Regions from separate parts of the Mus musculus genome. Here all the other regions are linked to region 3. A link is a loop called in an ENCODE intact Hi-C map of the cell type or tissue named here. Cell type or tissue: heart. All regions are shown on one strand.

Evidence for each region. Hi-C counts contacts between places; a loop is a spot of excess contacts. Peaks named below come from ENCODE experiments on the same cell type or tissue, not always from the same donor. Only the 100,000 strongest peaks of a DNase experiment are listed, where the experiment ranks them.
Region 1: a loop joins it to region 3, with 1.8 times the contacts of the local background. A loop is called at or near these places in 3 of 42 quality-filtered maps.
Region 2: a loop joins it to region 3, with 1.8 times the contacts of the local background. A loop is called at or near these places in 2 of 42 quality-filtered maps.

Annotation. Positions count from the first base shown.
Region 1 is chr5:105,798,685-105,802,684 of GRCm38, forward strand. All of the region lies in intron 2 of Lrrc8d (leucine rich repeat containing 8D), which reads left to right. Among named protein-coding and RNA genes, the nearest start is that of Zfp326, 76 kb to the right of the region's middle. In heart, no CTCF peak of the experiment used is centred here; DNase peaks (open chromatin) are centred at 1,397 and 1,727; H3K27ac peaks cover 331 bases; H3K27me3 peaks cover 1,178 bases.
Region 2 is chr5:105,791,450-105,795,449 of GRCm38, forward strand. The region is part of intron 2 of Lrrc8d (leucine rich repeat containing 8D); the gene reads left to right. Among named protein-coding and RNA genes, the nearest start is that of Zfp326, 83 kb to the right of the region's middle. In heart, no CTCF peak of the experiment used is centred here; DNase peaks (open chromatin) are centred at 1,068 and 1,652; H3K4me3 peaks cover 1,409 bases; H3K27ac peaks cover 927 bases; H3K27me3 peaks cover 805 bases.
Region 3 is chr5:105,729,671-105,733,670 of GRCm38, forward strand. Lrrc8d (leucine rich repeat containing 8D) reads left to right here. Exons shown (of 3, transcript NM_001122768.1): 2 at 2,560-2,704. Among named protein-coding and RNA genes, the nearest start is that of Gm42166, 27 kb to the left of the region's middle. In heart, a CTCF peak has its summit at 2,384 (motif pointing right); DNase peaks (open chromatin) are centred at 871, 1,671, 2,461 and 2,961; H3K4me3 peaks cover 1,876 bases; H3K27ac peaks cover 1,270 bases; H3K27me3 peaks cover 2,483 bases.

The sequences.
Region 1 (4,000 bases), 69 kb after region 3:
GAGTGCAGGCTGAAGTATAAGTGACTTTCATAATTTGCCACCCCATACCTGGCACTCAAGTCTTGCCAGATGCATTTCAGATGGCTTGAAGTTGTGTGTGCATGCCGGCTGCCTCTCTGTGTGGGTGTGGGTGTAGGAGAGAGAGAGAGAGACAGAGAGAGAGAGAGAGAGAGAGAGAGAAAGAGAGAGAGAGAGAGGGAGGGAGAGAATGTACATGCCTTCCTGCGTATATGTGTATGTATGTATATCTGTATGTGCATGCCTACCTTTGTGTGTGTGTGTGTGCATGCCTACATGTAAAACCAGAGAAAGATACGGAGTGTCCTGCTCTGTTGTTCTCTATGTTATTTTCTTGAAATGGCGTCCATCACTGAATCTCCAGCTATGTTAGTACTGTAAGCCCCAAGGAACCCCATCTTTACTCCATCCCACTGGGATTACAGTCTTGTCTGACATCAGACCCAGCGTTTTACATGGGTGCTGGGAAAATTGACTTTAGATCTCTTCACTTACTCCAAGCAGTTTTACTCTCAGAATCACCTCCCAGCCTCTGACTTGGACTCTTGCTGAGGAGTTGGGACACAGTTTTCTGACCACGGTGGTGGTGGTGGTGGTGGTGGTGGTGATGATGGTGGTAGTAGTGGTGGTAATGATGATGGTAGTGGTGGTGGTGATGATGGTAGTGGTGGTGGTGGTGGTGATGATGATGATGGTGATGATGGTGGTGATGATGATGGTGGTGGTGGTGGTGGTGATGATGATGATGGTGATGATGGTGGTGATGATGATGGTGGTGGTGATGATGGTGGTAGTAGTGGTGGTGATGATGATGGTAGTGGTGGTGGTGATGATGGTAGTGGTGGTGGTGATGATGATGGTGGTGGTGATAATGATGGTGGTAGTGGTGGTGGTGATGATGGTAGTGGTGGTGATGATGGTGGTGGTGATGCTGCACCGTTACTCCCCATCCTGTGTATCAGTTAAGGCTCAAATGAAATGATATCATTTGTGGAAGTATTGAAACTAGGAAGCCCCTGTAGTATTAAGAGTGTATATTACTGTTATTCTAGTCTGTTATTTCAGTGTGACTTTATTACTCTGTGAAGTAGGTGACCTCACTGCCATTTCACAGAGGAGAGAACTGAGGTACAGTGAGATTGAGAGCCTCAGCTGTAACCCTGGGTAGCAGCAAGAAGCTTGGAAATCAGGCTAGGCTTCAGTGTGTTCCAGGCTACTGCCGGAAGCCTGGCTCCTGATGCCTCCAGAGTGAGCAGGAGGCAGACTGTAGGGGGAGGACGGGCAGCTTCATGCTGGGGCCCTGAAGCTGCAGGAGTGACGGTGTGCAGTAATTTTTGATGTGACCAGCCACATTGCATCCAGCTCTGGCACCCTGTTGTGGGGTAGAATAGGGCTAACCTCAGCATTGCTTTTGTCTCAATGGAGAGTTCCTCGGTGGCTCTCAGAGGAAATGAAGGCTGCTCTGTCCAGCTGCTGCTTCCTGTTCCATAATTCTGAGACACTTTTTTTTTTCCTTCAAAGCATCGAATGCTTTATTTTTAAACCAATGGAAAAATACTATCAACCTGCTTCTTAGTATTTCCTTAAAACCTGGCTGTGCTTCTTTGCAGTATACAGGGGTGTGCGAGAGTCTGCCATATTGCTGCCTGGGACGGCAGGAGCCAGCTCAGTGTCTGCTTTTCCACAGCAGGAATGAAAAGCAATTAAGTCAGATCTGATGGGGCAGGAAGCTTGCTGAGGTTGGTCGATGACAGCATCCAGGGGAGGCCTGTAATTGACGTCTGTGCCTCCCTGTCTCTCCATGTGCTTGTGCAAACTCAGGCCTGCTTTTTCTTCTGCCGGTGATTGTGACATTAGCGAATTCCCAACCTGAGTCACTTAAGCGGCACCGACTCCTCATATAGCACTGAGGACAGCAAGGAGCCTTGGGGCAGAGGTGATAGTTGCAGCCTGGTAAAGGATTGCTTGCGGAACCAGTGGCCCCGTAACTAAAAGCAACAGGTAGAAATATTTTCTCTTAATACCTCATTTTCTTTTCCATTCCCTAAGCAGCAGAGAACGTGTATGGGCTCTCGTGGTTCGTCTTTGGAGAAACACTAATTTAGGAAATGTTATTTTGCAAAGCAGACTTAAAAGAAAGTCCTAAGTATGCCAAGTTCTAAATGAGACTCTTGGCTCCCTTAGAGGTGGAGGGGAGTGGTTTGGGGGGAGGGGGCTAACAATTGAAGATTGCCCTGTGAAGATGCCTGCAGTCTATCTGCCTCATTCCCCCACCCCCGACCCCACTGTGACCAAGGACATAGAGTAAATCCGGCCACTGTTGCTGACACTCCCCTTAGAAAGAGCAAACATTTCCTTTCATGCTTTCTTCCTTCCAGTGAGATCTAACTTGAGTTCTCTGGATGTTTAGCCTTCCCAGAGACTTTGGCCTGGTGGGAGAGCCTGACCCTGTCTGCATTATAAGATATTCACAGAGCTGCTCCTCTGTGTGTGTGTGTGTGTGTGTGTGTGTGTGTGTGTGTGTGTGTGTGTGTGTTGGGGAGGAGAGGTGGGAATTACAACTCACCCTTTTCTCCCCCCTTCGACTACAGAGAAGGACCCTTTAAGGTTTTACGATTGGGTGAGCGAGATGGTGGTTAGCAAAGTTAATGTTTGCCCGGGTAGTAAAGGGAAAACAAACACTGGAAAGGGAACTTTCACAGGGGTAGGAATTCTCTCATCTTTATCCCTTCGTAAAGGTGTGAAGGTTAAACAAACTGTGAGTGTGAGTGTGTGTGTGTGTGTGTGTGTGTGCGCGTGCGCGCGCTTGTGCACACCCCCAGTCAGAATGTGTTTGTGTGTATAATTTGATGCCTCTGCCCTTTCTCAGCTTCTGTCAGCTTCTCCCACCTAACTCCTTCCCTTGCCTAAAAGTGTGGCTTTTGCCTTCCACTCCTTGCTGCAGCCCAAGCTAGGCTTTTCCATCCAGGTGAGTTGGAAGAAGCAAATATTCAAGTTTGGGTTTGGGCCTGACCTGCCTGAGCCAGGTTTCGTTTGTTGCGAAGCCTCGAAGTGTAGCTTGCTGTCAGTGGGCTCTCACCTGCACATCCTGCCGTATGTGTCTGGAGCCAGTTCCTGGGTTTCATGATGGCCCCTTCCGACTGGCCCCTTCCGAGCGCCTTCTCTAACTCCTTCCATAGCCCTCCTTTGCCCAGTTCTGCCATGTCCTCTGGATGCTGATGACCCTGGGTCTGCTCTTGCCTGTGTCTCCCTGAGCATCTCATCGGGCACATGTTGACTAGTTTGTGGGTCTTTCTCTAGTTCACTTTGAATAGTCATGTTAGCTCCACCCAAGTCTCTCTCTACTTTAGTGTGTTAGCTGTCCAACCTGAAAAATCAAACAAACATCCATTCTCCCGTCTCTATCCTTTTCTCTCCACTGTTTTCCGGTGCCTGACTCCTGGAAAATATCCCTGTATCCTTAAATTTTCCAGAAGTTTACCCCTCACCACTCTCTGGGGGTCTGAGGAACTACAGCAAACCACTGGACTCTTGAATGTTCTAAAACCCATCTCTCCATTCTCCTGGTTCCCATGAGATGCAGTCTTTATGAGGCCAGGCCCCCTCCTTTGCTCAAGACAGCTCTCATTATTGGGTGTTTTATTGCAGTGGCCTGAGTTGAATCATCATCGCCTCAACTGTCCAGTGTATTTTGCCTCTCACGGGTTTACTGTTAACTTTGTTAGAGTTACTATCATACTTGATTTTAATGTGACTTTATAGTATATTAATTTGCTCTTATAACTTGTCAGTTATTTATTCATGTAAATTCCTGTTCTGTATCCTCCACTCTAAGACCTTTGATGGTGTTAGAGAAAATACTAGCTATGTAGATAAGGAAAAAAGTCTGTCCAGATCTTATTTCTAAATGCTTTTTCTTAATAAGTACTTTTTTTTTTTTTTGAGACAGGGTTTCTCTGTGTAGTCTTGGCTATCCTGGAAC
Region 2 (4,000 bases), 62 kb after region 3:
CAGCACACTTCTGTTGCAGGACGAATTCTCCCTTCACACTGATGTCACAGGGAACTTGCAGGGTTTAAGGCTGAAATAAGATAATGACCTGCACTGTACTGACTGTTGTTAGCCTTGTGGGTCATCTTCCACCCATAGCTACCTTTTTCATATATTGAAGTTTTAAATAACTCATTCTAAAGGAATGGTAGTTTGAAATGTTAGGTTGTGAGACAGGAAGAATTTGTGGAGAGTGTCACGATGCCTGTAGATTCCTCTCTGCTTCAGAAAGCAGCAGCCCCTACCTCACATCCTCTCCTCCCGTGGCACATAAAACATCAGGGAGAAACTTTGTGTGGGATCAGAATCCCATGTCCATGTGCTAAATCGTTGGTGATATTTGTGTTAAGAACTCATCACTCACGGGCTGGAGAGGTGTCTTGAGCGGTTTGGTTTTCCAGAGGACATGGGTTCAGGTCTCAGCATCCTTGTGATAGCTCACAACTGTCAGTAACAGAGTTCTAAGCAAGCGAATGGCTTCTCCTCACCTCTGCAGGTAATAGTCCTGTACCTAGTACATAGATACACATGCAGACGAAATACTCATACACATTTAGATGGATGGGTAGATGGATGGATAGATAACAGCATTTCCTGGATGTTTTTTTGACTATCTTCCCAAGAATTTGGTGGAGAGTGGTAAACTATCCACTCTCAAATAAGACCAAGCAAATTATTAAGCTTCCCTTTCACCATGGTTTTGCACATCTGTCTTGAATATCAACTGTAAAAAAGATAGAAGAGAGGAGGTATGAACCCCAGTCCACATTCAGAACCAATGAGGACAAGGATCAGCTGATTGTTAGCCACATCCCCTACTCCCCCCCCCCCCCCCCCGGCCATTTTAAACACTGATGCTACTTCCTATAGACTGGACCTTGTGGACTTAAGTACTCTTTCCCTGTCTCAGCGGGGCAGCAGAAACTGGCAGGCTACCAACAGGGAGAGCCACCTACAACCCTCAGGCAACACAAAGTCCACAGGCAGGGAGGGCCTCCATAGCCCTGCCTAGTTAGTGAAGAGAGTGGGCAGAGAAGCAGCGGTGGATTCCTTCAGGGATACCCCTCAGGTCTCTCTCCTAGGGGAGCGCAGAGCCCTGTTAAGTCCCGCTCGCAGATTCAGCCAGGGCTGGAAGCTTCCTAGTCACAGACCTCTCCTCCCCGGATGTTTACACTGCCATGTTCCAAGCCCCTTTTAATAATTAATCCCTGTGTGACTAAACCACGAGAGGAAAGATTGCTTTTCATAAAAGGCTTAGATTGTTCTGCTGGTGGGCATCTGTAGGTGACCACGGCAGCCCAGAGGTGAATTTTACATTAAACACACGCAGAGTAAATTGCATGGCGGCCGGCAGCCAGGAGCAAGCTCATCCCGGCTGCTGAAAAGCATAGACATCAGCTGCTGTCATCGCCCAGGCCAGTTCATGACGCCCGCCCGGCATTGCTGACAGCTCAGCTTTGGAAGTTACTGTGTGTAACCACACAGACCCCTCACCCCCACCTCCGCTGTTCTTGGCATCCGAGTCCTGTCTCAGGACCACAGTCTGACAGGACAGCCACTGGCTGGGTATCTGCCTGGGCTTTTGGCTGATGTTCTCTGCCAAACCTTGGTAGCTAGCTGCTTGCTACCCAGGACCAAGGGCTGACTCTCATGAGGAAAACCTGTCTGTGTATTGTGCCAGGTTGCGCTACTTGCTGTCTTCAGATGGGCTCTGGGTTTAGACCAGTCTGTGCACAAGCATCTGTAGCAGGCACTTGGGTAGAGCTCCCCCCAGTTCAGGGTCAAAGCCCCAGCCTGCTGAGTCATCTCGGTTCTGCCTAACTGGCTAGGACTTCCAGCTTAGCCTTTCCTGCCCGAGCCTTCTACCTGTCAACAGCTCTTTTGTGCAGATCTGTGGGGGTTCAAGTGGACAGGGAGCAGGTTTGAGGGAAGCCCTGCTCGGCTGAACTCGGGTGTTGTGTTACAAGAAACACCCTGTGAGTAACCCACACCTCCAGCCCAACCTGCCAGCATCTGCTCAGGTGGAAAGGCTGCCGTGACCTAGCCTTGGGAACACAAAGGGTCTCCAAGGCCTCCCATCCATCCTGCAGGTGCCAGCCTTCCTGTCTGCCACTCTGCTCTGAGGCCAGAGAGCCAGCAACAGCTTTTTTTTTTTTTTTACCACTTTGGTTCCTAATCGCCAGGGATGAACTGAGCCAGAAGAATAAATACAGAAGAGCAGACACGTACAGCTTAAGCCTTTGTTTCAGAACTTGAAAACAAAACATGTTCAGGCCAAAGACATCTTTACCCCTTCCCTGTTTGCCTCGGCCTCATGTAACTCCCTTCTTGAATTACACCGCTTTGTTAAAAACATTTCTGATTTCCCCAGACCTTTCCACCCGCCTCTCTCCCTCCCTCCAAGGGATTTAGTTTTTTCCAGGTTCTGCCCCACTGAGCTCACTCTTCTGAACAGTTGAATTGTTAAAAATGACCGTGGTGGTGTTACACTAGCAAGATTTTGCTGAAAGGACCCAGATATAGCTGTCTCTTGTGAGACTATGCCGGGGCCTAGCAAACACAGAAGTAGATGCTCATAGTCAGCTATTGGATGGATCACAGGGCCCCCAATGGAGGAGCTAGAGAAAGTATCCAAGGAGCTAAAGGGATCTGCAACCCTGTAGGTGGAACAAAAATATGAACTAACCAATACCCCCCGGAGCTCGTGTCTCTAACTGCATATGTATCAGAAGATGGCCTAGCCGGCCATCAGTGGAAAGAGAGGCCCATTGGTCGTGCAAACTTTATATGCTTCAGTACAGGGGAATGCCAGGGCCAAGAAGTGGGAGGGGGGGAGGGTATGGGGAACTTTTGGGATAGCATTAGAAATGTAAATGAGGAAAATACCTAATAAAAAAAATGACCGTGGTGGGATTTGTGCCCACATACAGAGGAGCAGAGGGAGTGAGTGATAGGTGACAGCTCTCCCAGGTGAGTCACAGAGTAGTGGTTCACCAGAGGTCCTGGGACCTTACACACCGGGAACAGGTTGTTTCTGTGTCATTCATGTGGACTTGCTACTTAGAATATACAAATTTTTCATTAACCTCTATCATCCACAGGAGACCCCTGTCATTTAACTTAAAAATGTTTCATGAGAATGTTGGTAAATCCTTAGAATATAGTACCAGCCCCCATTTCACCCAACAAAGGGAAATGCCCAATGAATTTTTGACACCGTAATTCAGAGAATTTATTTTATAGCCATTGATCATGCGTCTTGTATCCAAATCAGCCAGAAACAGATAATTAAATATGCAGAGACCAGTAAGACACGTTCTCTCCTCTGAAGTGGCTCAGTTCGTTGAGTGAACAACAGTTATATCCTAGTGTGTTCACACCAGTGAACTGCAGGTGATGTGGTACGAAAACTCGGAGGCAGCCCTGTTCACTCAACCTTTCGGTGGGACGGAAGGCTTTGCTAGGACACACTGGAGTTTGGATTTCTAAGTAGAAACTAAATTTTAACAGTTTGAGCCATGAAGGTGCCTACAGGTCCATCTATCCAGGCTGCTTCTCCACACATGAGGGATCTGAGGCTTGGAGACATGTGGCGACCTTGCCTGGGCCCAGCAGCAGTGTATGATCAGGACAAGAATTATGCTGGGACTCCACCCTCTTCCTGCTGCTGGAAATTGATGTTGGGTCATGGGTAGGTCCTCCCCGTAAGAATCTTAGGGAGACAGGTCAGCTTTTGAGTTTGTCTTCTCCTAAATGACCTGTGTTGTCATTTAGAGGTACCGTACAAGGGCTGTTGGTTGGCTTTCGGCTTTTCAAAGTCTCCCTTAAATGGATGACCGACCTGCATCATCTAACATTTAATTACAAAGGGCAGGACACTCAGGACACCTTGGGACTGGATTCGTGTGTGGCTCATAGGGAGTCTAAGAACACCAAGTACAACAGATTGTTAAATGTAACA
Region 3 (4,000 bases):
CTTTGAAGCGGGTGATTATTGGCAGGTTAAAAACTGCAGGAAGTTTTGAGCTGAGGCTTTCCTTGGCTTTCCTTCTGATTGGGGACTTTGTGAGCCCTTTGGGAAGAAGCATTCCGTTTGTCAAAAGCATTGTTGGGTCCGGCCGTGGGATACTGGTGGGCAGAGCAGGACCTAAATGGATTCAGAGCCCTTCAGGAGATTTGTAGATAATTTGCAGACTAGGGTGAGGGTCACTGATTTTTGAGGCCTCTGCCCTATCTCTGCCAAACTTGAATTCATTTATGTCATCTACATACAGCTCAGGTCTGTGCCCCTCTATCTTGTGAAGGGGAAGGGTGGGGCCAGAGAGATGAGGATTGTGTTCTGTGTAGGTGTCTAGAATGTCCTTATTGCCAAGACTCCTGACTTTTAAAGATATGTTCCATTTCTTAGCCTGTGTCTGGAGGGTAGCAGCTACATGCTACGGACAGATGAATGTCAAGTAGGTGCTAACGAAGGAAATGGCCAATGGGGAATGGCCAGTCATTTTCCTGAAAACTTCAGGCAGGCATTTGTGTTTTTGCAAGCAGCATTTGCCTTCTTAAACCTGCCTTGTTAGACAGAAAGCAATCCGTGGGACAGATATTAGCTCGTTAGGTTCTGCACTGGACAGACTTTGTCCCTTGGCATTTGAGTGGCCATCAAAACCTGTTGAACTTTTGCTACTAAGTAACTCTGAAGAGGCTGACGGAGGCAGTACAGTTCCTGGATGAGTGCACCCCATGCCCCCCATTCCCCTTAGTCATCAAGGTCCTTGCAAAATCAGTTGGGTGAAAAACCCAGCTCCCTCACAGTGGGAGCCTGTAAATAACAGGACCATTCTGAGACAAGGGATGGATCCCAGATGGTCTCTGGCCTTGACTTCTCCCCTAGAACTCACTATTGTCCTAGGAATTCAGAACATAGAGGAAATGACCCAGATTTTATACTTAGCAAAAACCTGGATTCAGCTCTCCAGTGGACCACTCTGTAGCTGAGACATCGGGCCAGTTACTTAACTTCTTGACCCTGTTTCCTCATCTGGGAATATGGGAGCAAGGTTTTTATAGAGCTGTTGGGAAACCGCTAAGACCTAGCTGGTCTTAAGACTGAGGCGCTTAACACTGAATAGGACCTGAATTTGCAACAGTTTCCTCTTACTGTCAGAATTTAGCTTTTTAAAATATATATAGAATAATCATAGTTTGTTGTTTCTGTTCTGTTTAGAAACAAGAGCAACTTAATTAAACTAACAGGTTGATGCCACAAGGAGTCATCTGCTGTGTGATAGTTCCAGGTACAGGGGCAGGCACGTTGCAAACTCTGGCCAACTCTGGGAGTTGGTGAGATCTTGCCTTTGGTAGATTTTGAGCCACCTGTTTACTTTTTTACAAATTAAAAAAAGAATATTTATTTACATGTTTGTGGGCACTTGTGTGCTGCTGCAGTCATGGAGGTCAGAGGATAGATTGTGGGAATTGGCTTTCCCTTCTTCCACCATGTGGGTCCTCTGCTTGGTGACAAGTGCCTTTACTGCTGAGTCATCTCCCGCTGCGTGCCCCACCCCACCCCTCCTCGTGCGCCTTAGTTTAGTACTCTGAATTTACTTTTAAGTCGGTGCCAGCCTGTAAAGGCACTTGTCATCAAGCCCGACCACTTAAGTTAGAACCACAGAACCCATGAGGTGGAAGGAGAGAACTGACTTCAGCCGGTTGTCCTCTGACCACCACACATACACCGCGTTCCGCGTGCGCCGCCCACCTCCCCCGCCATAAATACATTGGAAAAAAAAAAGCAAAAAAGGAAAGTAAGTTGGACTTTGACCAAACTGAACGTCACCTCAGAACTTACAACTTTTCTGTGATTCATAATCATGTGGAAGAAAAGTTGAGGGTTTCCTTCTCGGGGAGGATTGGTATATGGTAAATGGGCTGGTGATCCCCTTGATCTGAATGGAGAGACCCTAGGAGGAACTCAATATTTGCAGGGTTCACCCCCACCCCCTTCCCCCATTTCGTGACAGCTCTATTGCGGTAGCTGTGCACACGCTTCTCTTTTGAGTCAGCTAGGCACAAGACAAGTAATTTCCTATCCTGAAGCTCCCTGCTGCGCGTGGATCTGCTGGGATGTGGCTGCTAACTTCCCAGATTTGCATACTCGCTGCCTCCTTTCCCTTGGCAAGGCTCTGGTCTTTATACCTTCCCGGAGGTGATTCTTCTCCTGGGAGGCGGAGGCAGGGTAGGGAGGTGAGGCAGCGGGGAGGCGAAGGCCAAGTGCCCGCTGCCCACCCCAGGGAGCCTGAGCGTGAAGTCTGCGCAGGGAGGTGCGTCCTGCAGCTGGGGCTGGACCTGCGGCCGGCAGGGGGAGGCCGGATCGGGGCAAGCGAGCCGGGTGGCCGCGGACCCCGGCGTGCAATCGCTGGCTGGATGGCTGCCTGTGCGAGTGCGAGCCGCTGCCCCTCGCTTGCTCGCTCCATCCGCGGCTGCTGGCTGTTCCACGGCCCCTCTGCCAACACACTCTCTCTCGCTCTCTTTGAAACAGGAAGTGCACTGCTGACTGCAACGTGCTGCCGGCTCCCAGGATGGAGGAGTGAAGTCTCGCGTCGCAGCGGTTCCAGCCCCCGGAGCCTGCCCGCAGCCGAGTCCTCGAGAGCGCCCTGAGGGAGCAGGGTGGCCACCTGGTCCAGGTGCGCGGGCTGGGGCGGGAAGGAGGGGTCGTTGCTCGCGGGGACTCTCTCTCTCGATCGCCTGTGCCTGCCACCATGTCCTCTTCCAGGAGTCTCCGTCACTTTGTCGCCACCGCCCAGGTGTTATGGGACAGGGCAGGAAGGTTCTGGCAGCGTGGTTTGGGGACCTCAGGGTATTCCCCTAGACTGGTGCTCTCCAGGCTGGGCTGCCCTGGGACTGTCTGGGCTGCCTCCTGGAGTCCCTAGCTGCCCTCACCACTCTTTCCAGCTGCTGCCCGGAGCAGCTGCTCTTTGTTCCTCACTCTTTGGCCTGAGGCTGTCTAAATACCGCTCTGGGAAGCTCGAGACTGTTGGGTGTTGCTGAAGTTGGTATGAGGGCGAAAGTGGAGCGAGAAGGAGGAAGCTGGTGAGCCCTGGGCGAAGCTTACAAAAGGCTTGACAGCAAGGCTGGGAAGCTAGCTAAGGAGCTGGGTTGCTTGTAGAGCCAGGCTATCACAAACTGAGGGAATTGGTGGTGCAGACATACACTCGGAAAGGTAGGGACCATGAATGAGAAAGCAACAGCAGAGAGTTCTGAGGTGTTTAGTCTGGTGTCTGGCTGGTGAACGCTGCTGTGGTTTCGCTGTGTGGAAACATGGTGCTTTATAAATACGAGCCAGACATTTTAAATTTATTAAACTCCAGTTGCCACCAAACTAAAATAGAGATGACTTTCCTGAGACTTACCAGGTAGACATGATTTCTTAACCATGCCTTGCTTGGTTCCAGGTGCTAGGAGGAGGAGGATAGATGCTCCAGGACAGGTGGACTTACAGTGTAGACTTCACACCTTTATTTCAGAGGATGCTCCTCTACAGGCCTAGACGTCTTCTCCCTCAGTGGAGCAAGGCCTGGCTGTATTTATTCACGGGAGACAGCCATCTCGCTAGGGAACCACTTTGGCTGAGGAGACTCTGTTTGGGATGGTTGTTATGACAAGCTAAATGTCTGAGCCGTGGAGAAGCCAGCAGCAACGTCTTGCTTCTTTTGGAGGCTGAGGTGTGAGCAAGTGGCAGGAGGGAGAGGAGGGAGGCTCTGCCAGAAGGAGGGGCTTTTTCTGTACATGCTCCAGTCCTTTGTCTTGTTGGTTGTCATGCTTTCTCAGAGGCAAGCTGATTACTGAATTTAAGTCCATGCCCCTCAGTGGCAACCATCCCTCTTGGGGTGGGACAGGGACTGGTGTCTGACCACGTAGCATGGACTGGCCTGGAGCTCAGATGTGCCTGCTTCGAGAATGCTGGGATCAAAGGCTTGCAA